Regions from separate parts of the Homo sapiens genome. Here region 2 is linked to region 1. A link is an interaction called in ENCODE POLR2A ChIA-PET data of the cell type or tissue named here. Cell type or tissue: A673. All regions are shown on one strand. Each heading gives the region's core, and the rest is flanking DNA. Links, peaks and the distances in the headings are about the cores only.

What was found. ChIA-PET counts read pairs that join two places held together with the same protein. Peaks named below come from ENCODE experiments on the same cell type or tissue, not always from the same donor. Only the 100,000 strongest peaks of a DNase experiment are listed, where the experiment ranks them.
Region 2: POLR2A ChIA-PET joins it to region 1 with 7 read pairs; 1 of 35 experiments calls an interaction of 5 or more read pairs at or near these places.

Annotation. Positions count from the first base shown.
Region 1 is chr2:8,528,182-8,543,774 of GRCh38, forward strand. No RefSeq gene overlaps it. Among named protein-coding and RNA genes, the nearest start is that of LINC01814, 48 kb to the right of the region's middle. RefSeq lists cis regulatory regions at 6,470-7,472, 7,495-9,687 and enhancers at 15,213-15,262, 15,273-15,562, 15,537-15,593. In A673, for the core only: no CTCF peak of the experiment used is centred there; no DNase peak of the experiment used is centred there; H3K27ac peaks cover 887 bases.
Region 2 is chr2:7,199,538-7,215,130 of GRCh38, forward strand. No RefSeq gene overlaps it. Among named protein-coding and RNA genes, the nearest start is that of GRASLND, 290 kb to the left of the region's middle. In A673, for the core only: no CTCF peak of the experiment used is centred there; a DNase peak (open chromatin) is centred at 10,394.

The sequences.
Region 1 (15,593 bases), core at 6,014-11,013:
CAGGCTTCACACTGACCTTCTCCTGCTCCTCCACCTTCCATCAGAGATTGCCCTTTGGAGGGACAGCATCTACCAGAGTCCACACAGCAGCAAGCAGAAGCCTCCCCAGCACGCATCTCCATCCAAGAGTGGAGATTCGGTGAGCATCTGTGCACCAAGGACATGGGTCACACAAGGAGACGGACCTTTCATCAAAGGACATTATTCCTCTTACTTTCCATCAGTCCAGGGATCCCCTCTAATGGGCAAAATGTCCCCCACACCCATGCTCATACACACACACACACACACACACACACACACACAGGTACACACAAACACGCACAAATACAACACACCCACAGGGGCAGTTCTATGATACAGACTTGTGTCCAGTTTTAAACCTCCACCCACCCACACACAGGGCCCTGTCTTCTGAGCCCTTCTCGCTCCAGGGCCAGCATGTTTCCGGCACATCCTCGGTCCACTCGATGTGTATTCACCTGCCAAAACCTGAAACGTACAGACACATTCTCAGCTGAGCCTTGCACAAATGATCAGCTCTGGTTCCACGGGACTGGCTCTCACTTGAGCACCCAGGTTGAGCAAACTATTTCTGTTCCCTCCGATCCTGCAGTTTCACCTGGGATGACAGCCACCTGGGCCATCACTCAGAGGCACCCCCAATAACAAGCAGGCCGGGCTACCCAGGCAGCAGCCACCTCTCCAATGTCAGGGACATTCTGCAGCTCCCTCTGACTTAGCACTGCTTCATGTCTCCTGGCACCAACTTCCCACTCCATGATGGGTGACATTAGCACCCATAAATAATCTTGAAATAAAGAGAGATAATTAATATTTAGCTTTGCCAGAGGGAAGCACTTAGGTGAAGCCATCTTGTAGTCAGAGGGGCTGATGCTTGTCAGCTGGAGGGCAGGACTAATGAGATGCATCAGGCGGTGGTGACAAGGAGCTAAAAAGCAGCTCCCTGGCTCCAAAGTGACTTCCACAGGACAAACAGACTCCAAGAGTGCAGGCAGATGTGAGCCCGCACACAGGCGGTCTTCCATTTCCCACCCACATCCTGGGTTCTAGGGACCTGTGATCAACTTCAGGCCATCTGACTAGGCTTGAATACCCCCAGGGAGGGGGTGTTCACTTCCAGTCCACTAGCTTTGGGACAGCAGAAAAGAGAATTGGGGCTTTGGTATCTTAAAGGCCTGGATTCAAAGCCCATTTGCCCCTAGACCCACCCCTTCTCCCCCATTCTGTGCCTTCTTTCCTGGGGAGGCGTCTCAATGCACACACAGCATCCTCACCAGAAGCCTGGGTACCATGCCACCTCCCCCTCACCCTCAGCCCCCACAACCAGTCCATTGCCTGGCCCTGGAGAGCCTGCCCCCTTCAGCTCAGGTATACGGGCCCCAGGAAGACCACCTGCCACCACCAGTCGTCATCAGCTTTCTCCTGCTTTTTGCAATGGCCTCCTACCTGGGATCCTTCCTCTGGTCCACCCCTCTACTCCTCCATCCCAAAAGCCATCCTCCAAACTCCTCTCCAGGAAAGGCTTCCAGAATACATTCCTGACCACACACTTTCCTACAGAAAATTGCCACGTGCAGGACAACTGCCCGACTCCTCAGTGCCACCTCCCGAGAGCTCCACACTCAGCCCCAACACCTGTTCCTGCAGCACCTCCAACCCCAGCCCTGCCCCATGCGTGTATACACAGGAGTGCACATCCACATATGTGTGCACCTGCGCACACACACACAAATACCCTCTGGCCTGTCTGCTGCCAGCTGCTTCAACCTCCAACAGCTGTGCCTGCGGTCATGCAGCCAGGCCTAGATCCAACTGTGCCTGGATCATGCAGCCAGGCCACTGGTCAACAAGTCACTATCCACTCCTCAAGTCTCAGTTTGCTCATCTGTAAAATGGGAAAGATAAAATAATACCACACCTCTTGGTGTGGAGGGGTGCTATAACCTCTCAATGAAAAAATGTATCTAAAGCTCTGGGACCATGTCTGGCACATGTAAAGAGTTTGATAAATGTTCTTTGCCTTTCCTCCAAAAATAGCCAGGGCTGCATCTTAACAGACATCAACTGGGGTTGGGCAAGTGGGAAAAGGGAAGGAAGATTGGACAGGGCAGAGGGAGGGGCAGGGCTCTTTCAGAGGGTGCCAGGAGGGTGCAGGTGTCCATCTACACGGGTTGTCCTGCAAAACATCTCTGAGACAAACTGTAATAATTCTTTTTTTTTTCTTTTTTTTGAGATAGAGTTTCACCCTGGTCGCCCAGGCTGAAGTGCAATGGCACAATTTCAGCTCACTGCAACCTCTGCCTCCCAGGCTCAACCGAGTCTCCTGCCTCAGCCTCCTGAGTAGCTAGGATTACAGGCGCCCACCATCACGCTTGGCTAATTTTTGTATTTTTAGTAGAGACAGGGTTTCACCATGTTGGCCAGGCTGGTCTCAAACTCCTGACCTCAGGTGATCTGCCTGCCTCGGCCTCCCAAAGTGCTGGAATTACAGGCATGAGCCACTGCATCCAAACCAAACTGTAACAATTCTGATGATTTGGATGAAAATATTTACACAACAAGCACATCTGAGATAAAAAACATTAGAATCTCTTTAGACTAATTTGTTCAACACAAACACCAAACCCAAGCTGCTTCAAAATGAGAAGGAGCGAGATGGTATTTCTCCCTCTTCCATGGCTCAAAGACACACAGCAGAATAGTATGGCTGGGAGTAGGCAAGGAAGGGCCCTTGGCACTCACAGCACCCGCCAGGTGGCTCCTGAATGCTAGGGGGTCCTGGGCTGGTGAGTTTCTAAAGGAAAAGGATTTCTCTGGACGGAGGGCTGTGTACTGCTCTGCATTTGTAGGGGAGATCTTTTATACCAGTGCCCCCCCCCCCCCAACCCGCCATGGTGCGTGCCATCTGCACACCCACACAGGGTCCCACACACATCCAGGCACCGGGAGAGAGGGCAGGAGGAGGAGGTAGAGGAGACGCGGGGCAACGATCAGGAAAAGAGAAACACAGAGGGAGACAGTTCAAGAAAGTGAGAGACACAAAGGAATGGAGAGACAGAGAGAGGTGTAGGCTGAAAGAATGAGAAAGAATGGGCTAAAAATAAAAAGACAGAGGCACAGACAGACAGATAGAGGAAAGGAGAGAGAGAGAAAAAGAGAGAGAGAGAGCAATGGGAGCATATTGCTTTTCCCCTGTGTCGACATTTGCACACATGGTACAAAAGCAACAGTGCAGGAAACTGCACAAATCAAGGAAACGGGCAGTGGCACCAAACCATATTAACAGTCACTGCAATCTCCCCTGCCACACACATCAGTTTCACTGAAGAATGCACTTGATGAAGCAGGAAAAAGCATTAATTTCATTATGTCTCTATACTTGATGACATATTTTTAATATTCTGTGTGAGGAGATGGGAAGGACACACACACCCTTCTACTATGCTCTGAAGTGAGAAGTTGACTACAGGAAAAGCACTTATGTGAGTTACAAGCTAAACTAGCCACTTTTTTCATGCATCATCATTTTTATTTGACAACTGACAAACTATATTTCTTCAGACTTAGGTATTTGGCAGACATCCTCTTGAAAATAAACAAAGTAGGCCTGTTCATTCAAGGCAAACAACTGACAGCGTTTATTGTCAACAACAATATCTAAGATTTCAAGTGAAAATTAGAATTTTGGGAAGCTTGTACTTGACTGAGAGCACTCCAAGACTTTTCCACAGAGATTGATGCTGATATTAATTATGGCGGCTTCTGGATATTGAACAATGAAATGTGTCAACATTTGGAAGATCTTCATAACTCAGTAAACCGGTAGTTAACATGACAATGTAAAATCATGCATGGACAAAAGATCTATTCAAAGAACAGATAAACCAACAGACATTAAGAGTACTTAGTCCTGAGGACTGGATGCTTCTCTGGAAATGAGAATAATAACCTCCCTTGTAAGAACATGCTAGCAGTGTCTGACATGTCATAGACATGTGATAGCTTCTGTTCTTAGATTACAGAGGTGGTAAATGAAGTATCACCATGGCTCTACCCATCTAACTTTAGTAGGCCCCCTACCACCACACACACAATTACCATAGCATGCTCCCAATACGATATCAGCTCTTTGCACTTGGCTGGGCTGGCCTGCTACACCCCAGTGCAAAGTGGAATTTCTTCAGCACATTGATCATCTTGTAAGCATCTTCACTCACAGCTCAGTAAACAGCCAACATTGTCCCAAAGAGTAGCAGCCCTTCAAGTATCCGGTCATGTGTCTAAAGAGCTCCATATCCATGCATGTGTGTGTATGTTTTTGTTACTGAAAGGGCATGGGGGGGGGCCACGTCTATACCGGACTACAGAGAGTGAAGCTGGCATTTAAAATCTACTATGCTTTAGCAATTGCGAAATATGCAATGCATCTTTTATTTATTATAGTCCCCATTCTGTATAAAAAATAAATTTGTGAAGTGATGGATTTGTTAATTAGCTTGATTTAATCATTTCACAATGTAAACATGTATCAAAACATCACATTGCACCCCATAAATACAGACAATTATTATTTGCCAAGTAAAAATGAAATGGATAAAAATGAGCTTGGTGGAGCGCAGAGCTGGCAGCACTGTGCTCAGCAGCTTAGCAGCTTGCTCACCCCATTCCACGAGGGATCTGGGAAAGGCCCACACTGTGGCTCTTAGAGCTGACTCCCAGCCCAGCAGCCCAATCTGGCCCAAACAGAGGGTATGGCCCTTACCCTAGCGTCAACTAAAGAGAGAAACCAGAGCATTCACCCATCTCTTTCCCCACCTTTCCCCAGAGGTCTGGAATATAGATTGTGCTTGAGCACACAGGACATGGTTCTGTCTCAACGGAGCCAACATCTTGGCCTAGCACAGGCCACTTTGTGACACTCTGTCTTATCCCCCAGGAGCACAGCCACATGGGCAGAAATCAGGAAGAGACAGCCAGCAAAACACCAGGAGCTGGGGCAGACCTGGAACAGTCTCCCTCCCAGGACCAAAAGGAACCGACCCTGCCTGCACCTTGATCTTGGACTCTGGGTCTGCAGAACAATACGTTTCTGTCGTTGACGTCACTCAGTTCAGGGTACCATGCTGTGGCAGCCATGTAAACTCATAAATCCTGCCAGAAGCTATTATCACACCTATTTTACAGGTGAAGAAACTGGAGCTCTGGGAGATTAGGGACTTTGCCCAAGGTCACTTGGCTAAAAACTTACTGAGCTAGAGTTAGCCTCTCTTTTCACAGCCCCTCAACTGTGGGTGTCTCCACCATCTCCCTGGCCCCGCGTGAATAGGCAAATGGTGATTTCTTCACCTGTAAGCTCTGAGGTGAGCAATCGGGTTTTTTTCTAGCCTTAGCACAAAGCAGAGCTTTAAGATGATAAACCTACTTTACCCTTGACAAACCCCAAGTGTGGTCTTGAAGGATGGAGCCGATCACCTACAGGTTTAAGGAGCCACATAGAGAAAGGGCGAGCATGGGGCTCCAGGCCCCAGGTTTAAATCCAGCTCTGCCTTTCTCCAGCCGTGGAAACTCAGCACGTTTCTCTGTATCCCAACGTCTTCATCAGTACTAGGGATGTTAAATTTGTGGGAAGGATTATATCAGAGCGTCCAAGCTTAGGGTGTGCTGTGGCATGCAGTCGATGTTGAATGAATGACTTTGTTACCATCATCATTATTACTGTGCTTTCTCATTACGATACCAAATGTATTCACGATAAAATTAAACTCGAAGCCTCTGCCCCAGGACCCGCTACGGGCCTCTTGGAATCACCTCCCTTATTCATGGAGAGAATGCTCAGGAGGATGAGGAGGGAGACCCAGGGCTGACCTGGAGGGGAGGTGGACAGTGGGACAGCAGTCCTCCCACAGGAGCCAGGCCCCCCTCTTCCACCCACCTCCTCACCACCCCATGTGGCTTCCTTCTCAACACTACCAGCTAGAAATGGGACTTGGCTTTTTAAACTCAGCCCCGATGTGGTCACACTGGAGAAATGCATGTCCGCTCTGTCAGGACAGGACACGCAGGAGGACCAGGAGAGACACTCCCAGGCTAATGGGCATGAGCCCTGGGTCCAAATCTCAGCAAGAGGACCCAAGAGAAGACCCAAGGGAGGCCTTCTTCCCCAGAGTCAGGGCTTCTTCCCTGCAGAGAGGGCTGCAGGTGCTTCCTATCCTGTTGGGTCCATGAGTGGCTGCTCAAAGGGACGAGTTCTCGTGGGGAGGCACTTCTGTCCCTTGTCAGGTTAAGTCCTTCACCGGTTCCCACCCCGGACAGGACAGGGCGCACTAAAGCTCCACTGCGTGCATGACAGCCTTCCTGGCTGTGGACCCTCTCGCCCATTCCCCAGACCCCTCTGCAGAGTTCAGGAGTAAGGAACTCGGCGGCATAGCCCCACTGCAGGCGGGGGTTGGATCCCAGCCACACCACTGGCCATGAGCTCAGGCACACCGCTGGTCACTTGACCTCCCTGAGACTCAGATGTTCGGCCTCTGAGTAGGAAGCATCCAGGGCAGACCAGCGAGGAAATGCAATTGACCCCTGACCAGACTCCCAGCCCCACAGCCACCCGCTGCGGGATCTGCAGGCTGTGGAAGGAGCTGAGTCAGGGGTGCTTGGGGGGATGTGTCGGGAGGGGAACCTGCACCCTCACTGGCGGGGGTGGAAGGGGAGGCAGAGGCCAAGGGCTGCCGTCAGGCACCGTCTCAGCAAGAGAATCAGGAACTAGAGCCCCCAGCTGTGAGGGCCCTGTGAGATTTCTTCAACTTTTGTCACTTCCCCACTTTTTCCCCTTTGGTTACCACCCTTCTGCCCGGCGTGACTGTTAATTAACCCCTTACAGCTGCAAGGGCTGGCCTGCAGGGTCAGCAAAGACAGGAGCCAGAGGACAGCCCCACCCCAGCCCAGGCCAGTCCCGAGATGGGGCCAAGCCAGCAGGGCCTAGGTCCAGGCTGAGCGGGTGAGGGGTGGCCCAGGCCTGGAGCCACTGCAGCCAGAAAGGTCCTGGGCCCCCAGCCACCCTCTGGGTAAGCTCCTGGTGAACGTCCAGGCAGGCCTGGTTGTGCAACAGGCCCCGCTCCCAGTAAGTTGCAGCAGGGGGAGGAGATCTCAGCCTGCAAATGCTGCTTTGCTGGTTATACTCTCACCTCTGGCTGGATCCACCCAGCTGCTTCCATGTCTCCTCCGCTCCCAGGCCTGGGGGAGAAAGCCCAGGAGGGAGGCGTAGAGCGCCAGGCCCTTGTGGCTCCCCTGGCTCCATGCAACTGAACTCAGCCCCAGAGGATCTCTGCTCTGACTCGAGAAAGTCCAGGGAGAGGAAGGGGGCTGAGGAGGGGAGCAGAGCACACCCCAGCACATTCCATGATTCATCTGGACCCAGCGCATCTGCCAGGGTCCATGCGTGTGCACGTGTGTGCATTGAGGGTCGCACGTGTGTGGTACTTTCGATCTGAAAACACACAGTATCTCTCCAATCCTCACAGCAGTCTCATGAGCAGAAACGTTTGTGTCAATACACAGATAGGGACACCAAGGTTTGGACTGACTCAGTGACTGGTGGGGATTCTCACGCAGCCCGGGGGGCTCCCACAGTGGTCCCTGCAGAAATCCTGGAACTCTGCTGCAGGTGGTCACGGCTACCAGGCATCACCAGCCCATCTCTGAGACTTCCACACACGGAGGTTTACTAGTAACTCATTTGCATATCTGCCCCTTGCTGGCAAGATCTCTTCCCTACCCCAGCTCGAAGGCTCGGTGCTGCCATCCAAGCCAGCTTCCTGTGTTCTGTCCAGAGCAGAGGAGAGAGAACCACCCACCCAACACCCTTCGTGTAAAAAGCCGTAATCCTCCTGTGCTTGCAGACTTCACCACCAGCCTGCAGCCTCACCTTCCCCCAAACTTCCCTCCTGGTTCTAATTTTTCAGTCCTTTACTCATCTCTGGGGGAAGCGGCCCAGGGGGCGGGAGGCACGTGGGAGGCTGAGAGCTCAGTGTTGAAGTCGGCGGCAGCCCCGGGCTTGGGCTCACCCAGCAGTACCCGCCCCACTGCTGCCTCGGAGAGACAGAATAAGATCCACATCCTAGCCCAGTGCCAGGCCTGGGGAAGGTATGAGACGAACAGGCCCAAACCAGCCAGGACCTGGGCAAGCCCCTCCGGCCAGTGCCTCTGGCCCTGCAGGGCACTTGACCCCCCTCACCTCAGCCCCGTGAGTCCAGATCCTTCCTCCCTGGGCAGACCCCTTCCCACCCACATTGGATGTCCTCTGCAAAACATCACACATCATCTGTTCTCCATTCCTGGAGATCATGACACCATCACACAGGCCTGGGCCCCCAAGACATCACTCTGAGCCCCTGCTATATGTGATGGCCCGTGGAGGCCCAGGTCCTCCGCCTTGTCATCCAGAGAACAGGACTAATGTTCCCTTTAGCTCCTGGTTTGGGGGTGGGGGAGGTTTGTCACGCAGCGAAGAGCAACGGCCCAACTGAACTCAAGATAGGTAACATCTATCACTCTCTGCAATCTGCAAGCTCGTCACTCTGCCTGGGAAGATTAGATTAGTAAGCACCCGGTCATCGGAAAAATCCAGCTCCAGATACCTAATATCTTGTTTTCTTCCGTCTGTGCCCACAGTGTTTGTGAGGCTAACTTGGCTGGCATTTTTTCAAGTGTAGAAACAAAGCAGGCAGCTTTCTCCTTTCCAGGCAGGGCCTCCCCGACTTCAGTCATCTCCCACCCTTGACTCTTCCCCAGACACCTCCTCCAACCCTCTGAGTTTTCCCAAATGGGGCCCAGGCCAGACTCCAGCTATGTCTTGGGGCCCTGGGCACCAGGCTTCCCCTCCCTCCCCTCGTGTTTGCTGATCATTGTCATCAACCCTGGGTTTTCCTGAAAGAAGCACAGCCCATGTGTCTCAGGGTCCTTCTCCCATCTCCTCTTGGCCTCTTGGCCTCCTGGTAGGCTCCACACAGCAACACCAGCCCCCACACATCCTGACCCCTACTTCCCAGAATCGGTCATTTGGCAGGATTTGAAATCATCACTGCTTCCAGGCCTGTTTGCCTGTCACACTCTTGGGAGAGATTATTAAAAGCATAATTTTTAAACAGACAAGAGCAAAGCAGCCCCTTTGGCTAGGGTCTGATGGCTACATCACACCCTCTGGAGAGAAGTACGGCAGTGAAGTTCTGCAGGCGACTCCTGCCGGTCTTGGACGTGATGGGAACTCAGGAGGTCACAAGGCCCCTCAGCCATTCAACCTGACATCGCCAAAACTGGAGGTCTCCTGGGAAGCTGTCTTTTTCATCTCCGTTCCAGGAGCAGAGTAGGACTTGCTTTCTAAGCTGGGGCTCCTCAGATGGGGCTGAGGCTGCAGAGGGTTGGGAGAGCACGAGTCTGGGCTGGGCTGTCCCTTCCTCCCACCCTGGGCCCTGCCACATCACTGTCAGCTTGCCAACACCCCCTGACCTGTCTGTCCACGTGGCCTAAGCTTTCCTGTCTTTTCAAGCCAGTCTTAACCTAGGATCAAAGGGTCCAACTCAGGCAGAGACTCACCTCTTGTAAGATACTGCCTCAGGGGCGTGACTGCTCTTGGTGAAAGGGGAGAAAGTGAAGGGGGCTCCTGCATGGGTGGCAGGCTAAACTTGCTGATGCCAGGACTCAGCTGCTCTCAGGGAAACACAGGACCCCAGGCTGAACATTTTCAGAAAGATCCAATCCAGCCAGCCAGCCCCTTCTGCTGGCAAGTCAGCTCCCAGGGCCTGGGCTCCCAGGGAGAAAGGAATCCAGAGACCTTAGGCAGAGAGACATCAGGCCAAGGGGGGACCGAAAATTTTACATCTTAAAAATACCTCAGCTCTTTTCTTTCTCTGGTTGAAGTTGTTGAGTCTTCTGCAAGTCAACTGCAAGTGAATGCCTGGACCAATGGAAAATGCTCGGGAGGGCCCCAGCCAGGCTCCCACTGAGCCCAGCTCCTTCTCCCTCAGTCTCCTTCTCTCTGTGTCTCTCTGCCAGCCCCCACCCTCTCTCCTCTCTCCCTGTCCTGGCCTCACTATGCTCCCTGTAGGTGTGTGCATTTCTGTCTTTGCTCTCCTGCTCCATGTCTTTCTATCTCTCTCCTTTCTTTCTACCCTCAACCTCCCCTTCTTAGCCTGGAGGAAGCTGTAATTTAGGGCCTCTTTCCCCAAATGAATCTCTCAATATCTACAAATGTTAACTTCATTAATTTGGGAAGGATTTATCAGCACAGAGGTTAATTGTCTTTCCCTGACATGTTTTTACTGAATACATCTGGGTGACAAAATTAATTTCCTCATTAGCTATTTTTGAAAGTGGAACAAGCTGAGGGGAATCAGTGCAGGGGGAGTTTGTGCCATGTGAGCTGTTCCGGGCTCCCCACGATCTGCCTGGGTGCTCCCTCCCGTCAAAGGTCACGGGGGCCTCCCGGGGGTCTGAGCTCTGCAGGACATCCTGGCTGAGATGGGGTGGAGGCAGGTCTCTCTGGGCCCAAGAGCTCCAGGGATGGGCCTATGCCAAGTGGAGCGACCCAGGCCCATCTGCTTGCCCCAGACCTCTTCCTTTCCCGTGTGGGAAAGCGGCTTCTTGGTGGGACACCCAAACCACTGCTCCTTTGAACAGACTAGGAGACGCAGACAGAAACAGAGATCTCCCAAACAGCCCCAGCTCAAGAGCTGTTCAGCTGGACCCAGGAAGCCAGACCCAGTTATTCTGAGGGCCTTGGGGGTTAGAAGTCTGTGTCCTTCATCGGGCCCTGATTAGCCAGGCCCACAGGTGCTTCCTGGGGTGACTTCCAGCCCAGACGCCCCAGTGTGGAGTGGCCCCAAGACCGCTGCACTTCTCCCTAAGGGAGAGGAGGATGTGGGAGCTGGCCAAGTGCCCAGCCCTGGAATTCAGAGTGGGGACATCTCGAACCACCTACTGGAAAGGTGGCCACGTGCAGGGACCTATATTCTGGTGCAGGTGTCAAGCAGCAAAGAGCCTGGGACCGTGGGCCATGCACTCGGCTTCTCAAGGCTTCGGTTTACTTGACTATGAAGAAAATGGCTGCCCCACTGCCCAGTCCCAGGAACCTCCCAGATCCAGACCCCGAGGCTACCGCTGCCCCTTCTTATCTCGCTGTCACCTGTCTTCCCTCCAGGAGTTGCCCTGCACTTCACTCGGACCATTTCCCCAAGATTGCTCAGGACAAAGTCCAGACCAGGCAGCACCCAGCATCCAGAGCTTCTCCAAGCAGAGCTTCATCCTCCTCTAACCAGACCCTCCCAGGCCAGCAGGCACGAGCTCTTGGCGGCATTCTATTAGAGCAGAGAGGAAAAGAGACCCAGTGGGTCAGGAGACTGCCCTGGACCCAGGCAAGGACAGAGGCCAGAAGCCCATTCCTCTCTGGGCCAAAGCCCCGACCCCACTTGGGGGGTCCCAGCCTCCCATGTCATCCCCAACCACACTGGGGGATCCCAGCCTCCTGTGTCATCCCCAACCCCACTAGGGATCCAGCCTCCTGTCTCATCCCCAACCCCAGTGGGACACCCCAGCCTCCCGTGTCATCCCCGTCCTCGCTGCAGGGCCCCAGCCCCCCATATCATCCCTGGCCCCACTGGGGGACCCCAGCCTCCTGTGTCATCCCTGTCCTCACCCCGGGGCCCCAGCCTCCCGTGTTATGGACCCCTTCCTTTCTAGGAAACAAGGCGTGGGCCGCAGAGTTCGAGTTGGTCCTGAATTTCCTGTTTCTTTAAGCTGAGACATTTTACACACATGGGCACACTCCCCAGCTGCCACTTCTGACCTAGCCCAGAGAATTTCATGCAGCAGCAATTTCAGTAACAGGAAAAACCAGACCCAGGGAGCTATCTGCATGTCACAAGCCAGTCGCCTGGGGCAGGAATAGGACAGGCTGCCAGGCTCTCCCTCCCTGTCTCTATTTCCTTTCTCACGGCCACTGCTCCCTCCTGAAGGTGGCAGCAAGGGCAGGAGGATCCTTGAGACAGCTGGCTTCCCACCCTTCCCTGGGGCCTCCAGGACCACTGTCCCCTCCCCATACCCTCCTACCCACCGTGGAACAACCCTGGCTGCTGTACACACAAGCGGGGACCCTCGCAATTGCCTTCAGTTGGGCTGTGCTGAGCCCTCCTTCCCAGAGACCCTTCTCATCAGCTCCACTCCACTTTCAGCCTGAAATGGTGTCTCTACCATCGCCAAGCTCTGTGGCAGCCCTCCCTGCAGTCAGCCTGCCTCATGCAGGGTTTTCTGAAACAGGAATTCCAGGCTTCTTTGCTGGGGAGGTCAATGGACAGGAGTCTGGCCATGAAGTGGGACCAAGGAGGATGTGCCTCTGCTCCCCAAAAGTGAGAGAGGCACTCTGGCTGGCCTACAGGATGACCAGGAACAGGCCTCAGGGTTCCCCATGACCCTGACTCTGAGCCTGTGGATGAAGGGAATCCGTCATCAGGGGAACAAGGAGGTTGAGGAAGGCCTCCCAGAGAGGCTGATCACAGAGCTGGGTTCTGAAGGATGAAGAGGAGTTTGCAGAGCCAATCAGAGGAAAGGGCATGCAAAGGGAGGCTCTGAGACTTGGGAAGAGCCCAGCCCCACTGGGGAGCCTGAAGCTGCTCTGTGCTGCTGCCACATGCCCTTCAGAAGGGCAAGGGGAGGCAGGTGATGGAAAGAGCCCTGGTGTCTTCCCGTAGGGGCTCTTAGTGGGAATTAGGCAAGACCAGTGGCAGAATCCAACTTGTGGGTTAGGAAAAGACCCTGGGAGGCTGTGCAGAAGCCAGCCCAGGGCTGTGGGAGCCAAGAAAAATTCTACCTTGAAAGTGGGGAGTGCTGGTCATAAGAGACTTTCTTCTAATGTGAGCATTTCCTCTATGAAAGAGAATGGAGGGACATTTACAGACACTGTCAGATGAATTCTCAGAAAACCTTGGGGAGGAAATTGGAAAGCCCTGCCTGCCCCAGGCATGGCAGGCATACCAGGTTCCTGGCTAGTGAAGTGGTTTGCTCAGGAGTTTTTGCAGAACCAGAAAACTTAGATGGAGCCCCATTTTAGAGATGAGGAAACCGAGATAGAGGATGCTTCGGATGACAGTACTTTGGTGCCTGTGCCACGAATAGCACCCGGATCACCCTGGACCACCTGCCTTTGATGTGGCACGGCAGCTGCATACATTTTCCTGTGCAGGCACTTGGGTGGCCTGAGTTGCCTCCAAATTTGGACATCTGGCTGCTTCTTGGTGCCCCCACCTGAAACCCAATCCACCTCTTCCGAAGCCAGCAGATAGTGAATTGCTCAGTAAGAAAAAGGTCTGTGCAAAACAGGAGACTAGAAAGAAACCTCAGTGCCTCCAGGAACCTCACGTGAGCTCCGTTTGACTCTGCAGAAGCAAGTTCCTTGCTTTTAGAGGAGTGACTGTGGCTGGGCATCATCCAGACCTATGTGCAATTATTGGTCGAAGGCGTCTCTCCCGCTAGACGGAAGCGCTCAGAGAACCAGGCAGTGGAAGGTGCATGACTGGGAGGAATGAAGGATGGCCATCCTGAAGTGGAAGGTGTGTGACTGAGAGGAATGAAGGATGGCCGTCCTGAGGCTGCGCTCGAATGGAGGCTTATTTAACATGGAGCCTCGTGCAAAACACCCCGGAGCAGGCCCCTATAGGATTGAGATCGCTCCCTGTGATCTGCTGCTTCCCTCTCCAGTGGTTTTTATCTTTGAACAGAGCAAATCCTGGCTCCACTCAGACCTGCTCCGTGAGAGCCGAATGCAGTCACTGCACCTGGTCGGGGCTGAGGAGCTTCTCAGCCATTCCAACAAGGCCTGGTCATCGAAAAGCCATGATTTTCTTGCATTCTGGGCCTTGTGACTTCTTGAGACGGGAAAAATGAAGCGCTGTTCCACGATTTTGTTCTCAATCTAAAGGACCATTGCTTTGGAAAGTGGTCAGATTCTGCTTTTGGTTGATTTTAGGATCCAAAACTATGGCGATGGGAAAAAGGAAATGCATTTTAGGATTTCAGGTATTGTCTAAAATTTGCACATGATTATATCCTGCAATCTTAATGGTTCATGCGTCTCATGCTCAACCAAGAGCCTCTGCTGGCCTAAATGATCAAAGCATTTCCAGGAATTATTCAAGAAAAAAAAATCTGCTCCCGTCACTCACCGGCTGAAACCCCCTCAGTGGCTCCCACTGCCCTCAGATGCAGTCACCCTCCTTACTGAGCTTAGTGAGGGCTGCACTAAGCACTTTGCATTATTCTCTCATTGAAGTATCACAACAATCACAAAAGGAACTATCATTAAACCCATTGCATGGATGAGAAAACTGATCCTTAGAGAGGTCAGGGACTGGTTCAAGCTGACTGTGCTGTACAGTGTCAGAGCAGGGATGACCCCAAACCCACCAAGGCCATTCTTAGCACCCGCAATCTCCATGACCATCTCCTAACTCTCTCCCTCCCCCTCATCTATTTCCTACCCATGGATGAAACTGTTTGTGTCTCACCTACTACTACAGTGAGCCCCTTCTGCTTACCTCCCTGGGCCCCAGGCTGGCCCCACTGGGTGCTCCTGGCAGCAAAGTCCATGTCTGATTAGGGAACTTCTTATTAGGAGGCTTCCTTGTTTGCTTTACCCACCTTCTCCAGACTGGGACCCCTGGAGACAGAGCCCTTAGCTCCCGAGGCCAGGTGGTCCCTTGCTGTGCCCAGCACAGATCCTGGTGCCTGGGAGGAAGGCAGTAAATCTGTGTGAAGTGGGTCATTTCATTCTGCATTGGAGGATCATTTTCATGCTCCATAACCCACGGCTATCAATAAAATTAATATTAGCTTCCAGTAAAGTCTAGAGAGGTGCTTCTCACACTAGAGTAGGCAACAGGGCCACCCGGAGAGTCAGGTAAAACTCGGAGGCGCTGGCTCCAGAGGCCCAGACAGGTGAGGCTGTGTGGCTGGTCCTGCCCCCGCCTCTGAGGGGCACTGCTCGGCAGCCAGCAGCCCACCCCTGAGTGCAACACTCAGCAACCAAAGGCACCTGGCTGGGCGATGACTGACAGTGAGGCAGCTCCAAAACTCCCTTCCACAGCATTTACAAAACAGACACAAAGTTTTCTATTTGGAGGAGTCATTTGCTGCAATGGGGGTTTTCCCTTCGTTTTTGGAAATGCCATGAAATAAAATGTTAAGTGTGACTCCAGTATCCTAATCTGAGGCACAGACAACTCACCGCAGTTACACCTCAGAGAAAACATGGGGCTCCCCGGGAGAGGGGCCTCACTCAGCCTGGAGTTATGTTCTGACTTCTCAAAACATGAAACCATTTATATTGGCTCTGGCACATTCAAAAAAAAAAAATTCCCTTATGTCACATGCACGCGCGCGTGCACAGAGATCAGCTTTCGGTTCACAATGAGTGTGCCCCTGGGTCTTTTCTGTGTCTCACTCATTGAAGCCTGGGGGACCAGGCCCTGGGGGACCGACGGGGTGCCTCCGTCTGTGCTCCTTGTCCCTGTTGGCCAGAGCTGGTG
Region 2 (15,593 bases), core at 8,437-13,436, 1.3 Mb before region 1:
AAAGCAAAGCAATATGACATGTTTGCCTATTGAGTCATTCACATTTAATTTATTTAACTAATTCAACCAACATTTATTAATCATCTAGCAGGTGTTAGATTTTATACAAGGTGCTGAGGGCACAAAGACAGATAATACCCATACCTGTTTTCTACAGTGTTGCAATTAAATATGAGAGACTGACATAGAAGCCAAACACAACAATGCTCCCATGATGGAGATATGTGTGATACGATCAGGAGCACAGAAGAGAGTGAGCAGTGAAGCAATGCTATTTAGAGGAGGGCATAGCTTGCTGCATGTGGCATACTTTCTTATTCCAAGAAGAAAGGCTGGGTTGGGTTGAAAAGAGTCTCCTGTGGTTACATACTGCATAATCCTGGGTTTGAGAGGACATTTTTTTATCCATTGCTATCATGACTTGAATCCAGGTATTCACTGGACAATCACTGATGTGCATGTTTTCTGTGCCAGGTTCTATGTTAGGCATTGAGAATATATAGTTCCTGTCATCAAGGGGCCCATAACTTCATTGTAGAGATGGACAATAAACAACCATCGTCCAGCAGCTAGCTAAATTCAACATTGTTAGGGTTGAGGAGAGACCTCATGGGAGGAGCCACTAAATCTGAACAGACACACTTAGCTAGTCTGTGACACTTGGATATCTGTCTGGCCTTTCCTTCCATCCTGAAAATGTGGTTGACAATAGCAAGCTGAATTACAGGGAGGCATCTCCTTTCAAGACTTTAAGGACCATTAATGACCATTGCATAAGGACCATAGCAACCTTTACCAAGCAGTCGCTGTTGATCGCACTTACTCATATGATGGGCCTCACAATGCCTTCTCTTTCCTCAACAAAACACTGGAACCTGGAATCACATGTCTGTGCATAGTCCTGCTTTGAGTCTGTGTCTCTGCGTCCTATCAGACCATGTACGTCCTAACGACCAGGACCTTTTCTTAGCACCTGGCGCATGCTGTCTCTTCACAGCCTAGGCACCTATACTTGATCTTCACTTAGTTTTTCACTATTTCAATTAGTCAACCATATTTAGCAACTCCTACCATATGCTGGACACTGGATTAAATACTAAGGACACTGTAGTTACAAAATGAAGTAGTTCCTGTCTTCATGGAGTTGGCAACCCAAGGGGGAAGACAAGTAACTCAATGCCCAATTAGAATACAGAATGTTTGAAAAATGCACTTTAAGATTAAAAATACAAAACAGGTTTTCCTCCTTCCTAAGTATTATAAGATATTTTTATCACATTTATGACTTTTAGCAAGTTAATTAGAACAAAGAATAAGTTATATGATGTTATAATTAAATAATTGTGCATTTACAAGCTGACTTGTCTGAAGTCTCCTAAATATACATAATAGTAGAATTTGGTTTCAATAAATAATAGTCAAAGCAAATTTGCAGACAACCCAGTTTCATCTTTTCTTCCGACGTTGGATCTTTTAGCATCCCTAAAGATCGGTAGGATTTATAGTTGAATACCCAACTCTGCTATGCTTGAGAGAACACTGGCTCCACTCAGGAGAAGGGTGCTACAGAACTGGGGATCAATCTCTTACGGTCTCAGAACCAGAAACTCCAGACACTGAGATGCAGAGTGGCTGTGAGTAAAGAGGCCAGAATGATTCTTGATGAGGAGCTGGGAACCTGTAAAGGAATAAAATTATACAAGAGGGTACTCTTGAGTATCAGGGTCTTGCAGATTAATTATCTGGAGCCTCTTTCTTTAGTGCTATTTTACAGCACCTCTGTGCTAGGTACGGTGCCTACAGCACCTTAAAAATAATGCTGGGTTCTCGTAGTGACTGTTTATTTACTGTGTTCTAATACCTGAGCAAGAAATCGCAAGGAGCAGAAGAATGATGTTTATACTAAACTCCAGTTTGCTGTTATCAAAAATATGGCCTATCCCATAAGTCAGGAAAATACATTATTTAAAAAAAAACTATTTATATCAAATGCAATTTGCTGTATGGGAAAAGTCTTTTTTCCAATCTTTATCATTTCTGAATGTATAGTGCTGACTGTGGAAACAGAGAATGGTGTGACACCCCAGGATAGAGCCCCAGGAAGGAAGATCTTAATCAACGTTACACTCTCTGTGAAAGATTTAAAACCCAGAAATACAATACATTTTTTTCTTCCTTCCTTGCTCTCTATTTTTTTTTTCCATTTCTAGGCATTCTGTATTTTTCAGCAAGGGTGGTTGTGTTTCGAAGTGTGTGTCAGGAAAGCTTAGCTTCAGTCCACATGGTCTTCTGTGTTCCTGCTAAAACCTTGCTTGTATTTTTCTGCAATGCCTAAATAGAAAGTGCTCGTTCAAATCTTATTCAACTTCCTAGAAATAAAATATGAAAGTGGTGAGAGCTCAGTGCTCTCTGCTATCCAATGCAAATGTATGCAAATTTCTTCATATTAGAATCATTGTCTAGTTGTCATCCTCGCACGGGGCACATCAAAGCCATACGACCTGATTTTTGCACCTGCTGTTTAATTAAATTTACAAGGCAGACACACTCCCCACTCCCCGTGATATACAAATCCGTTTTTACAACCACAGATTCTAATTTACAAGCCAGTTGACTGCTGAGTTTCCCCATCAATAGCTGCCCAACTGCCCTTTGTTATACTAAGGATTAAAAAAGGAAGAAAATGGTGATTATTTGGGGAGATGTATTAACAGAAAATGCTAAAAGTACTTTCTCTGTCTTATCCAATTCCAGATTTTTTTAAAAGCTTTATTGATGTATAATTGAAAAACAACAAATTGCACATATTTAATATATACATTTGATGAGTTGGGACATATGTATACACCTGTGATATTTTTCTTCTAAAGACACAAAGGAAGATATGAATCAAGGTACTCAACATCACTGGAAATAGCATTTTTGCTTGCGTTGATTTTCCCCTAATCTTCATGAAAAGCACAAAACTTCAACCTTTTCTGCAGTTTGATGCTTTCAGTTATTTAGTATTTCGGGGAGGAAAAAGCAGTCTGTAAGAGAGCAAGGCCAGGGTGGTTTTAGGAAGGCTATAATAAGGTATAGGTGTTTTCTGAAAGATATTTGTTGTTTGAAAATTATGTACTGTGAAATTCTCCCTCGGCTTCTATCCACAAGGGATTTTGAGTCTTCAAATTGTATGTATCTCCACAAATGGTGAAAGAAAATAGTCGAGCCTGATTCTCACTCTTTTATGTGATTATTTTTTTCTTAGGCCATCATGGTGTTCTTCTCCTTCTTTACGAGCCGATGCACAGACGTGTATTTGATCTCCCTAAGAGACGGCTCAGAAGAAAAGCCAGCAAAGGTATTTTAAGAGAAGTCTAGGGCGGATGAAAAAATACTTCTTTGTCTCTCTCTACTAATTCATCCGGTCTAAGGACTTACGTGGAAAAATAATGCCTTTTCAGTTACTGTAGAGAAAATAATTTAATGAAAGTAATATTTTGTTCATCTTCACCCTGATACTCTGAAATCTTGAAGACCCTCAAAAAACATGATTTTTATGAAATGCTTAAAACATGTTATCGTCTAATAATGAAAAGTGAACTTCTGAGGGCCCACCAATAGGTGGCGCAACACATTCACCGAACCAAGTAACACTGCAGACGAGTTTGGAACAAGCCTCATAAATTAAAGCCTTGTGCTGCAACTAACTGTGAGACATATGGGTTGAGTCCCAGGCCTGCCCAAGAATAACTTTGAAGAAAATTTTGTTTTCTGGCAATACAGATGCTAACACACCACAGAACCTTTAAAAAGAATAAATATGTAGATGGTTCATAGCTTTCAGAATAATTTAACCTTCCCCCCCCCAAAGTTAAGATAGCATCACAAGAATAAAATAATGTAAGCACTGTTTTTTCTGTTTTGGAAAACAAGTTGGTGGCTCTGATGCTCTCAGGAATTATTTGTCAATTACTTTTTATTTAATAAGGTTTTATTTTATTAGTCCCAAAGGGAGAGGAAAACAGTGACTTTATCTTGAAATGAGCTAATCCTTGATGCATAAATAATATTTAAACAAAGAGTTCTATGTAGGAAAGTGTCACCGCCTAAATTTGGAATTGCCTAAATTTGTTTCTTTGTTCTGTGATATGACCTGCGTGTACTCAAAGGTTTCCCACTTGAGAATCAAACATACTTCTTACAAAATTCTCCATTCTATCATGGAAGAGGCCAGTCATCACACTAGAAGAGATGTCACAGCTTCTGAAAATCAGGATTTACAAAGCAATTAATTTTTGCTAAAAGTTGAAGCTATATTTTTAAGATAATAGCATGTAAATTATAAGTAAACCTTTCACCTTAAAACTTAGGTTTTATTTAAAAACGGACTGTTTACAAAAGTCTTGGAGTCAGAGTGTGATTGTTGGATGTCGTGCTGGTTGACATTACTCTTGATATATGGACCCGCTCAGCTAAGGGTAGAAACTTAGAGAAATGCAAGCAAAACACATGGAGTTGTTCATAAAAGAATAGTGATGAATATAAATGTCAGGTTCCATTGACTAATACAACATTTCTGCAAAGGGAAGGGCGCTAGAAAGAACTTAGGATAAAATCAGCTCTGAAACAGATTTATTTGTTGCCTTAGAAAGACAGAGAAGGACAGAAAAAAAAAGGTTTTTATTTATCCTTACACCCAATAGAATCAGTGCATTTTGCTGCCCTGAAATTCTACTCAGTAGCTGAATAGATTGAATAAGACCATCTCTAGTATGTTTCAGTATATAAACAAGTAGTGTTTCTGCAAAGAAAACATTTGCAAGTGATTTATAAGATGAAATGAAACTATTATGGTTAGTTATTGTTTTTGTTTCAATATCTTCTCAAATGCAAAAGGAAAAAATGGAAACCAAAATTTAGGCTTACTTTGTGCTGGGTGTGATATTAGTCATTAATTTGTGACAGACAGATATAAAATTGAGGAAAGGCTAAAAAATATGTAACCCTCAACCCCAGAGCAGGGATTACAATTATAAATCACTTTTAATTACTAGATTTTGATGTCCTTAACATTGTTTTTATTTATTTATTTATTTATTTTTGAGACAGGGTCTCACTCTCTCACCCAGGCTGGAGTGCAGTGACATGATCTGGACTCACTGCGACCTCCACCGCCTGGGTTCAAGTGATCCTCCCACCTCACCCTTCTGGGTAGCTGTGACCACAGATGTGTGCCAACGTGCCTGGCTAAGTTTTTTTATTTTTTATTTTTAGTAGAGGCGGAGTTTCACGAAGTTGCCCAGGCTGGTCTTGAACTCCTGAGCTCAAGTGATCCACCTGCCTCAGCCTCCCAAAGTGCTGATATTACAGGTGTGAGCCACCGAGCCCAGCACAAACATTACATTTTGTATTTCTTGTGCCAAGCACCAAGCCTGAAACAATAAAAAATCATTAGTATGTTCATTGTCCCTGCTATTTTATTTTTATTCATTATATTTTGGTTGATGAAAGAAATGATGTGATTTCTAGGTCCTAATCACTGTGGGGGTGTGGGTGTTAGGGAAGAGGCTGACAGGGAAAACGTGGCCCTTTTTTTTCTTATGGAGCTAATACTTTAATTGTAGACAGATGTATACACGTGTAATGCTGACAAAGTCAACTGTCCTTAGCTGTTTGATCATCATTTTTTTTTCATTTGCGAAGTGGAGCTATTATAAAAGAACTTCTGCACACAGTTGGGAGGAGTAAATAAAACAGGATCCAGCTCACAGTGTGCCTCCACTGAACTCCCGTGGATGAGGCATCACCACATGTGGGGACATCCCAGCTGCTCTGTGCAACTATCTCACCACCTCCCTGAGTCACCATGGCAGCCTGATGGGGTGCCACCAATATCAGCTCCATTTTACAGATGAGGACAGGAGGACTCCTTCTTATGTTTCCTTGTATTCACTATATAAGTCGTATTGACAGTGTTCACCAACTGTCCATGCCTCTTCAGATTCCAAGCTCCTTCCCACAGCAGACCAGGCCCTACTCATATGGCCAACCCCATCCTGCCATCGCCCCTGCAATCTGTGCCCCAGCCACAGAACATCTTCCGTTCTGACCGGCTGGTGCTCTCTTATCTTTCAGAACATGCCTGTCCTTCAGGCATGCTCTCTTAGGGGATAGAAGCTTCTCTGAATCCATCCCTTTCCATCTTGGTTTAGTACAGATAAGTCATCCCCTTGTGGCTAGCTGCTATGGCCAAGCAGAGAGGACAGTACACCATGTTCGCAGTCCATCAGCAAGGACGGCCATGAGACACGGAGGAATCCGTGAATAGCTAAGCTTGTGGCAGGCGTGAGTGCAGGCTACAGCGTGGCCAGGAAAATTGATGCACTGCACTGTGCCAGAGGCATGCTGCTCTCCACACCAATCAACACGGGAGGACACGCAAGGAAGGACTCCCAGGGGTTCAGGCACACAGCTGGGCTTCCTTTGTGCCTCCTCTCCTGTGGAATTCATCTTCATAACCCTAACTAAGGGGATGCTCAAACACAATAGCATAAAGTTCCAGAAACTCAGATGCAACAGAAAGGAAGGCAGTGGAAACCCCGATATTTTGTTGTTGTTGTTTATTCAGCACAAGGCATGATTACCTGGTATTTGGTGTGACAATGTATGAAAAGGCCTCTTACATCATCAAAATGGGATACAAACCCTTGCTGTGTCTTTAACTAACTAAGGAAGTCACTTGCAAACTTTACCACAACATTGCCTCAACCATAAAGTGAGATGATAGCTGTCCATCCAACTTCCTAGGATGTTGGGAAATCTGCTCGGGCAAGACCTGCTAAAGCTCCTTGTAGACTACAACTTGGGGAGCAAATATCAGCGATTATGATGAGGCTGACTCGGACTCCACCCTGTGGGATGTAATCACTGAAAGTGGCAGACACCTTCTTATCATAGTTCCCCGGCGATACTCAGCAGAGAACACATTATAGTGATTCCCAGAAAATACACGTTTGGCTTTTTAGGCAGAGTCAAGCCAATTGGCTGTGAGATCATTCAGAAGGATGAGGAAACTCCTCCATCTGTGCAGGCTCTATGGGCAGTCATGGAGTGGGGAGCTTCCTGTTTCCAAGGCACTGGCCAAGACTGCTTCTCTGGGAAGGGGAGACTAAAAGGCTGGTGCCCCCGTTGTCAGCTGGGGACAAGCAGGAAACTTCATTGCTTCTGGCTCCATCCAGCTGCTGCAAAGTCAGCCTCACGGACAGCGGTGATGACCCTGGGTTATAGCTCACAAGTGACATGTTCACCCATCAGCACCAGGTCTGCTGTAAAATAATGAGGGGTGTTTCTACACTCAGGACTTTTCGAATTTCCCCAAATCCTTCTGCAATGGAATCTTCTTTTGCTCTTGACATACACGTGCTTGTGAGGTGAGCTGCGAGCTGAAACACGGGTCCTAGCTAGAGCCTAGATGCAAATCTCTGCTCCATTCTTTAGTCATAATCCTACAACATTTAGTTCAATGTTTGGAGACTCAGCATCTTTACATCAAAATGGATGGTAAGAGCTACACAGTGGGTGCGATATGAAGATTGAATCAGACTACAAATGACCCCTGGTCCATGCCCGGCCTGTAACGGGGCCATTTGTAGTTTCTGCCGTCTGAGCTCCCGTGAGAGAAACCACTATCTTCCGTGTCTTCATAGACTAGGTACCTGCTAACCTACGCTAGACGCCCAAGTCATCTTCATTAAATAGCTGCACTTAGTCTCATGTAAGAAGGCAGCTTCTGGCTGCTTCTCTGCCGGGTAAGTTACAGAACATAGGACCTTGGAAAAGATCGTTCAGTCTGTGGTTAAAGGATGCTTCTAATGGGCTGTCTAGGAAAGTGATTAGAGCGTGTTTTGGGGTCATACAACCTGAATCAAATCCCAGGTCCTCTGCCTGCTATTCTGTAACCTTAATAGATGTTAAGTATGAGCCACAGTGTCAGGAGCCTATGACGCAGTGCATCCTAAGTGCTGAGTGGCACAGGGGATGTGAGTGGCACAGGGGATGATGTGAGTGGCACAGGGGATGTACTCTACAAACGCGGGCGGTTCCTGCTGCATTACTGAGTCTGCACTGGTAACCACAATGCTGAACTCACGGGCTGTGCTCCAAGTGCTATAGCAAGGCACCAGGCTCCATGTTGATGAGGCCTGTGTCTCACTCACTTTCTACTCGCAGACGCCTGTGGAGTCATTGAGCCTGCATTGCATTTTGACCTCAATGTTCTACTTAGTGCAAGAGTCCTGGCTGCAGGGCCCGTGGAAAGGATAACTTGGCCTCCTTAGAAGGCTTGCCAGGCAGTCACGGAACTCACCGCCTCACAGTGCTGTTGATTTCATCCAGTAAAACTTCCCTTTTGGAGAGTCTGTTTTTTATTTTATGAAGAAATCTTTATCCTCTCTCCAAATCAGTGCGTTTACTGACTTCTAGGGAAAAACAGAATTCTCCCTCCACCATATGACGGTCTTTGAGCATCTCAATGATTTCCTTTGGTTAAATACATTGCGGTGCATTTTATTGTCATTATTTTGAATATGCAAAGTCCTCTCTTCCCCCTGTCCCTGCTCCCCAGTTAGCATGTGTGTATTTAGACACAGAAAACTGGCCCCACTGTTAAGGATGAAATAAAAAGAAGAAGACAGCAGAGAAACTTCAGCTTTGCAATTCGAGCCTGGCCACTGCATGGTTCCAACCAGTCCCCATGGCCCTACGCTGCATCAGGCCACTTCATCTGCTGACAGCTGGGGAAGCTCCAGGTAGCAGATCTCCGTGCTTCCTCCCACTCCCACCGCCTCTCTGCCCAATCCCGTCTGTGGGAGCAGAGCCACACCAGCCAACTGCAGAGCTGACAGGCCTCAGGGGCCGGGGCAGTGGAGGTTTCAGAAGCCCACTGTCGTGTGTGCCATCATTAAAGCACTCTCTGTTGGCTGTCTCTAAAGAATCTTCTTTTGGAAAGGTGTAAACATGTTGGCCCATCAGAGGAAGCCATAAATCTCCCTGTATACATAGCAATACAGTTGCACCAAACGGAAGAAGAGCTCTTGCCAATCTCATGTTTCATTTCAACCTGGCCATCTGGGTTCAGACAGAACTTGGGCTAACAAGCTGTATACACCCACAGCAAAGAAGCATTCCACTGAATCTTCCAAGGCTACTAAATTTTTCATGCCAACATTTTTCAGTACACTATGATGGCAGCTACCCCTTCCCCTAATTTCTCCCCAAATTTAGCCCTAAAGACTTGCTATGGAATCTTCTTATGCAGATAATGAGAGCTAAGTCTACTGAGAGTCATGCAAAAAAAAAAAAAAAAAAAAGTGGCCAGAGTTCTTACCAAGAATATAGGCCAGAAGACCCCGCGTTGAGTTTACATGCTCTGATGCAGCAGCTGAGCAGGAGGCCGTTCTGATCTTCAGATAAACTCTCGGGTCGTTCCAGCATCAGGATAGCATCAGATTCTGTTTAAACTTTACTGGCTAAATTAATCCAGGGTCAATCATTGATGAGGCAGGTTCTACAGTGCTAAAGAAATCTCAAGAATATGATAGTAACCAACTTATATTCAGCGTTGAGGGTTCTTTATCTCAGATAAAATCCTACACTAGGCCGGTCTCAAGCCAGTGGTAGGTGCCTCAGTGGGGCCATGGCCCCTCTGAATCCAAGCTTGCCCATGTGACCCCATCTGCTGCTGAGAGCAAATGTTCATCTGGCATGCTGGAGGTGCAGCTTCAGAGGGCTTCCTGTGGGCTCGGATTACAGAAGACAGGTATAGAATATTTATATTGGTTCATTCAGCCTCCCAAGCAACTTTCTGAAGCAACCATCTATCATCCATCAAATAGATGCTAGTTCTGTGGGGTTTATAAAGAACTATAACAATGGTTAAGTTCAAATAATACAGCTGGAATATGCACATCTACTTGTTAACCCATTTATGCTGGAGGGTGCACTTTTTTTGTGTGTGTGAAAAATCAGACCTTGGTGATGACCTTGAGCAGTATGACATAAATAACTCCCACAAGCTTAGCGTTCCAATAATGGAACGCTAAGCATAAGTGGGTTAAAACCGTGCAAGGCAGGATGTTTTAACCAGATAACAACCAGCACAGAACCCTTGCTCAGAGTTCAGAGGAGGAGAGAGAGGTCTGTGATCCAGCAAGCAGAGAAGGGCTCATGGGGTGAGCCATGTGCATTAAGTCCTAAGGGAGGAATCTGAATAGAGGCCAGAGTGAGAAGCTCCTCAAAGAGCTAGGGTGTGGTCCTCTGCCCTGCTTCCCTGAATCCCTCAGAGCTGAAGGAGGTGAGCCAGGGCTTTAGCTGTTCTCTCTGGAGCTGTCTTGTTGCCTTGCTTTCAATTGCGAGTGCTTGAAGATTAAGCTAATGAGCTTTCCTGCTGAGGGCGGTGGGGAGCCAATGCCTCTGCCCTGGCACCCAGCCCTAGTTATTTTTCTTTTAAATAAAGGAACAGGCTGTCTAACATCAGGTGGAGACCTAGGTGCCTTGCACAGTCTCAGGTTGGAGAACATCTTTGCCTCGGGTGACAGATGGGCACATCATACTTCATCTCCCAGACCTCTGGACCCAGCCACACTGCACATATGACACTCGAGTTGGTGACACTCTGTCATCCATTCCCATTAATGTATGATAGAACTCAATCAGTCCAGCTGCCAGGGCAGCATCAGAGCGGAGTAGCAGGAAGCAAAGAAAACCACTTGGACCCCTGCATGACCTGCATTCTTTTCCTCCCAGGCCATACTTCAGTAAGGATTTCTTGCCAGCATAGCAGTATTTTGAATTCCCAGTTGATGATGAGGTTTTGAGTTGACCATGCAATGCCATTTATCAAACCCCTGCTCCTCTTTGGAATGCTGGCAGGCATGCTACATATTGACTGTGAAGCCCCAGCAAAGCACAACTCTGTTTTTGTTCAATGCTACTAAATTTGAAGGAGGTGTGTTTGTGGGTGAGTGTAAGTTTTGAAGGAAAACATTTCCTATTTTTGTATGGTTCTGCATGTCAGGTTTTTCTTCACCATTCTGTTGTTTATTGTGCTCTTTTCATTTTTTTTTGTGCTTTGTTTTGTATCTTGTTGCATTGCAATTGAGACTGACGTCAATTTTAAGACTCTAGAATTATGTCTTTATGGTAGACTTGCAAAAAAAACGTGACAAGGTTATTGGCACAAGAAGAGACTGTGGCCTAATACCACTGACAGACCATCTCACCCATGCTCTCCCTTACTTCTTAGTAACAGGACTAATTTTATTATGTGCCTGTCTACACCCTGCATTTCCCAGCTTTTCTTTAAGCTCAGTATAGCCGTGATGCTCAGCTGTGACTAATGAGCTATAAATGTGTATTACATATGACTTTGGGGCAGCACCTTAAGATGGAGTGGGTGAGCCATATTCTCCTTCTATCCAGTCCCATATGAGAATGTGCTGCTGGGACCAGGAGGATGAGGACAGTACCTTAGCGATGGCAGAGTGGCAACCTGGGGGCATGTGGTCCTTGAAGACGTTGAGGAACCACCCTGATTAAATCTTGTGGTTTATGCCACCATCGCTTAGGTTTTCTGTTACATGCAACAAAAATTAATCCCAGCTGCTATGTCAATAACATTCCAAAGTTACCTTTACTTTACTGACAAAGTTTTCTTCATCCCCTACTCATGAAATACCTGTCCATTACATAAAGTAACCAGTGGTTCTCTCACTCCTCTTAGGATGATGACAGCCCCACTGTGACAGGGGCTCCTCTGAAGCACTGCTCTCTCTTCTTCCCCCTCGTTCTCCATCCGTCTCGGCCTTCATTCCTTCCAATATCCATCCAGTGCTTCCCATGTACCATACACTGCACCGGAAGGTGATCCTTGCACCTACGGAATTTTAACTTGGTGGAGAGAAAAGACAGAAGCATTTACAAATCTGGCAAAAGTCACAAAGAGTAGTATGAGATTTCATGTTCAGAGGTCTCCCCGAGGCTGACACAATGGAATTGAGTGATATGGTTTGGATATTTGTCTCTGCTCCAATCTCCTGTTGAAATGTGATCTTCAATGTTGGAGGCGGGGCCTGCTGGGAGGAATTTGGGTCACAGGGGACAGATCCCTCATGGCTTGGTGCTGTCCTCACAGTAGTGAGTGAGTTCTCTGAGATCTGGTTGTTTGAAAGTGTGTGGCACCTCCCCACTCTCTCTCTTGCTCTCGCTCTCCCCATGTGATAACTTGGCTCCCCACTTTGTCTTCCACTATGATTGGAAGCTCCTTGAAGCCTCCTCAGAAGCTGAGCAGATGCCAGCACCTCACTGCCTGTACAGCCTTCAGGACTGGGAGTCCATTAAATCTCTTTTCTATAAGGTATTTCCTTATAGCAATGCAAGAATAACCTCATACAAGGAGACTGAAAAGATAAGTAGGAATCAGCTGGAGGAAGAAAGGGTAGAGAAGCTTCACATGGAATGTTTGTCACAGGTAAAGGCCCTGAAATAGAGAGAAATGGAGAGAAAGCCACAGCGGGCCTGAAGCACAGCCGGTGTGGCCCAGAAAAGAAATAAAGTGTGAGCTGGGCATGGTGGCTCATACCTGTAATCCAGCACTTTGGGAGGCCAAGTGTAGGAGGATCACCTGAGCCCAGGAGTTCAAGACTGGCCTGGGCAACATGGTGAAACCCTGTCTCTACAAAAAAATACTATGTATATATATATATCTCTAAAGCTGGGCATGGTGGTGTGTGGCTGTAGTCCTAGCTACTCAGGAGGCCAAGGCTGGAGCATCACTTGAGCTCACGAGGTCAAGGCTACAGTGAGCCATGATTACACCACTGCACTCCAGCCTGGGCAACTGAGCAAGACCCTGTCTCAAAAATAAATAAATAAATAAAGTGTGTGTGTGTGTGTGTGTGTGTGCGCGCGCGTGTGAGAGAGAGAGAGAGAAAGAAGATTGAGAGATGAGATGGGAAGAGATGAGTTTGAAGAGGTTGTCCAGAGCCGAGTAGATTATTCAGGCGCTCGTTCAGTTGCAGAAGGCTTGGTGAGCATGCAGCCTCCTTGTGGGTTTGGACTTCATCTTGAAAAACCATAGACAACATTTGAAGGGTTTTAAACCTGGAAATGACATAATGAAGTGTGCATTTAAAACTTCTCCCTTTTGCTATGGTCTGAGGAATAAATAGGAGGAAGGCTAGAGAGGTTGGTCCCAAAGTCTTAAGAATGTTGCTTTATTGATCAGGGCTGAGTGATGCTGTTCACGTCCACTCCACACTTTTATTCCAGTTCTTTCCTTGTTTATTCATCTTCACACTTTTCTTGCATGTGTTTTGCAGTTTTCTGTGTCTGTAATTTCCATGTTAATCAGCCAGCTTAATGCTTGCAGGAATGTGCCTGCAGCGAGTTATTCATTTCTTTTTCTCTTATCCTTTCTCTCCCAGAGTCCCTCCTGTTCTCAAAAGATCCAGTTAATGTCATCATGAGTGGTCATTAGTAGCCATTCTTTTAGTATTCCTTTGTTTAACCAACTGAATAGAATGTTTTAACAAAGTGTTAACCTCCAGTACTCCGGGGTCAAGGAGCCCAGAGGATACCTTTGGGAGATGCTGAGGGCCACATCGTAGATGGAGGTCAGGGAGAGTGGGCCTGGGAGTTGACCTCTGCCCCTTTCACCTGCGTCAAAACAAGGCTCTCTCTGCTTTATGAAAAATGAGCTTCTGAATAAGAGTTTGCCTGAAAATTAACCCACTGACATTACAGGCTTAAGAATGCTGCTCTGCAGAACAAATACTTCCAGATCAGCAACATGGCATTTCATCAACCTGTTCATTCAAGACCCTCTTAGGCTCTGTCTAAGCCCTTATGTTGGGACGACTGCAGCAGCAGCCCTGATGCCCTCTTCCCAACTGCAGCCCTTCCCTACAGATCTCAACACCTGACCGCCTACACATTTGCTTCACACCAGGTCTAAGCTTCCGTTCCTGGTTTCTAAGTCCTCTGTAATTTCCTCCTTAAACAACCAGCACACTGTGATTTCACCAACCTTAGCTCCCCTCTAACAAGGCAAAGCTCTCTTTTCTCTCTCTTACTAGCCAGACTCTTCAATTCATCTTAATTTTCCTCACCCTCTCTCTTTCTGCTAGCCAAAATGTTTGTTCCTAACTTCAAAGCTTATTTTCTACCTCTCATTTAGCTCATTTTCTACCTCTTCCAGGAAAATGACCATCATTATGCCTCCTTTCCCCAGGATGATTAAACATGATACACCTGTGCATCAGACACAGCCCTCAGCCATTGATTCAACATAGTCTTATGACATCTTCTGTTGCCATCTTCTCAGCTAGATTATAAACTCTGAAGGCAAGGGCCACACTTCATGGAGAATTAAGCCAGGAGAACATGTTTAAGCAAGACAGTGTCTTTTCATGAAAATATCAGGCAATTTTAATGTGCCCCTGTGGATTCTTCTTCATTTGCTGTGTTATAGATGGAATGAAATGTGTCTTCTTCCTTCTAGAGGACACTGGGAGATGAACTATTCTCTGCCTTCAAAGAAGTAAGGCCATACTCTTGGTGACAGAGGATTGGAACTCTAGGTTCAATGAGCATCAGGATCTGTTGTGAAAGTGAGGGAGAACAGAAGGCTTGGTGGGGGCGGCATAGACCTGGCGATGAGAATCAAGAGTGGCAGGAGAAGGTGAGGGCAGGCAGTGAAAATAATGCCTGCAGAAGCCCCAGAGCCTCAGCTGTCCTGGAGAAAGTTATCCCAGAAGAAAGAACTCTGATTTTTGTGAAAGAGCTGTTGATTTGGGCTGTATGTCTTGAGTGTGCAGGAGCCTATGGAAGAGGAGGTCCTGCCTTCCGACGGCACAGGACTTATCTGGGCTAGAACCTGCCAGTGCCAGTCCACAGGGCTCATCCCCAGAGGCCCTGCTGCAGGCCGTGGAGGAAACTTTACTGAGATAGGTACCATATGCACTGCTCAGACAAAGTAGCGCCCAACTGCCACAGCCTTTGCTCTGTTCCCATTCAGTCGCCCATGAGAGCATCTACAATCCCTAAAACAACTGTGGGTGCAACGATGAGATGTGGACACTTCATAGGGTATCTAATGGTAGGAAAGTTCTTGCAAATAAGCTTGGGATGGCAAAACTGAAAACGAACAAGAGCCTTGCGCTGGAATAGTGACATCTCTCTTACATTTTAAGTTGGTTACTTTAAGGAAGGGTGGTAACACTAAGATGTCAATTCTTGCCTTCTTTAGACCATATAATCTGTAACCAATGATGCCTTCTACCTGGAGGCTCAGTCACACCTTAATCCCTGGGGGTTAATACCAGCCCTGAACCCCCAGGTCCCTCCACTGAATCCTCAATCCTCTACCTAGAACTTGCCAAGCCTTTCCCCAGGGGCTTGGGATCTACTTGCCTGCCCTTATTGCACAGAATTTATGGCCTGCCTACTGTTAGCCAGGTTCCGTGCAAGGTGCTGAGGATATTCCAGGTTCCACTTGTCCCTTGGATCCCCTTTGCTGGGTCTACATTCATGATATGGTTTCCCTTGATGAA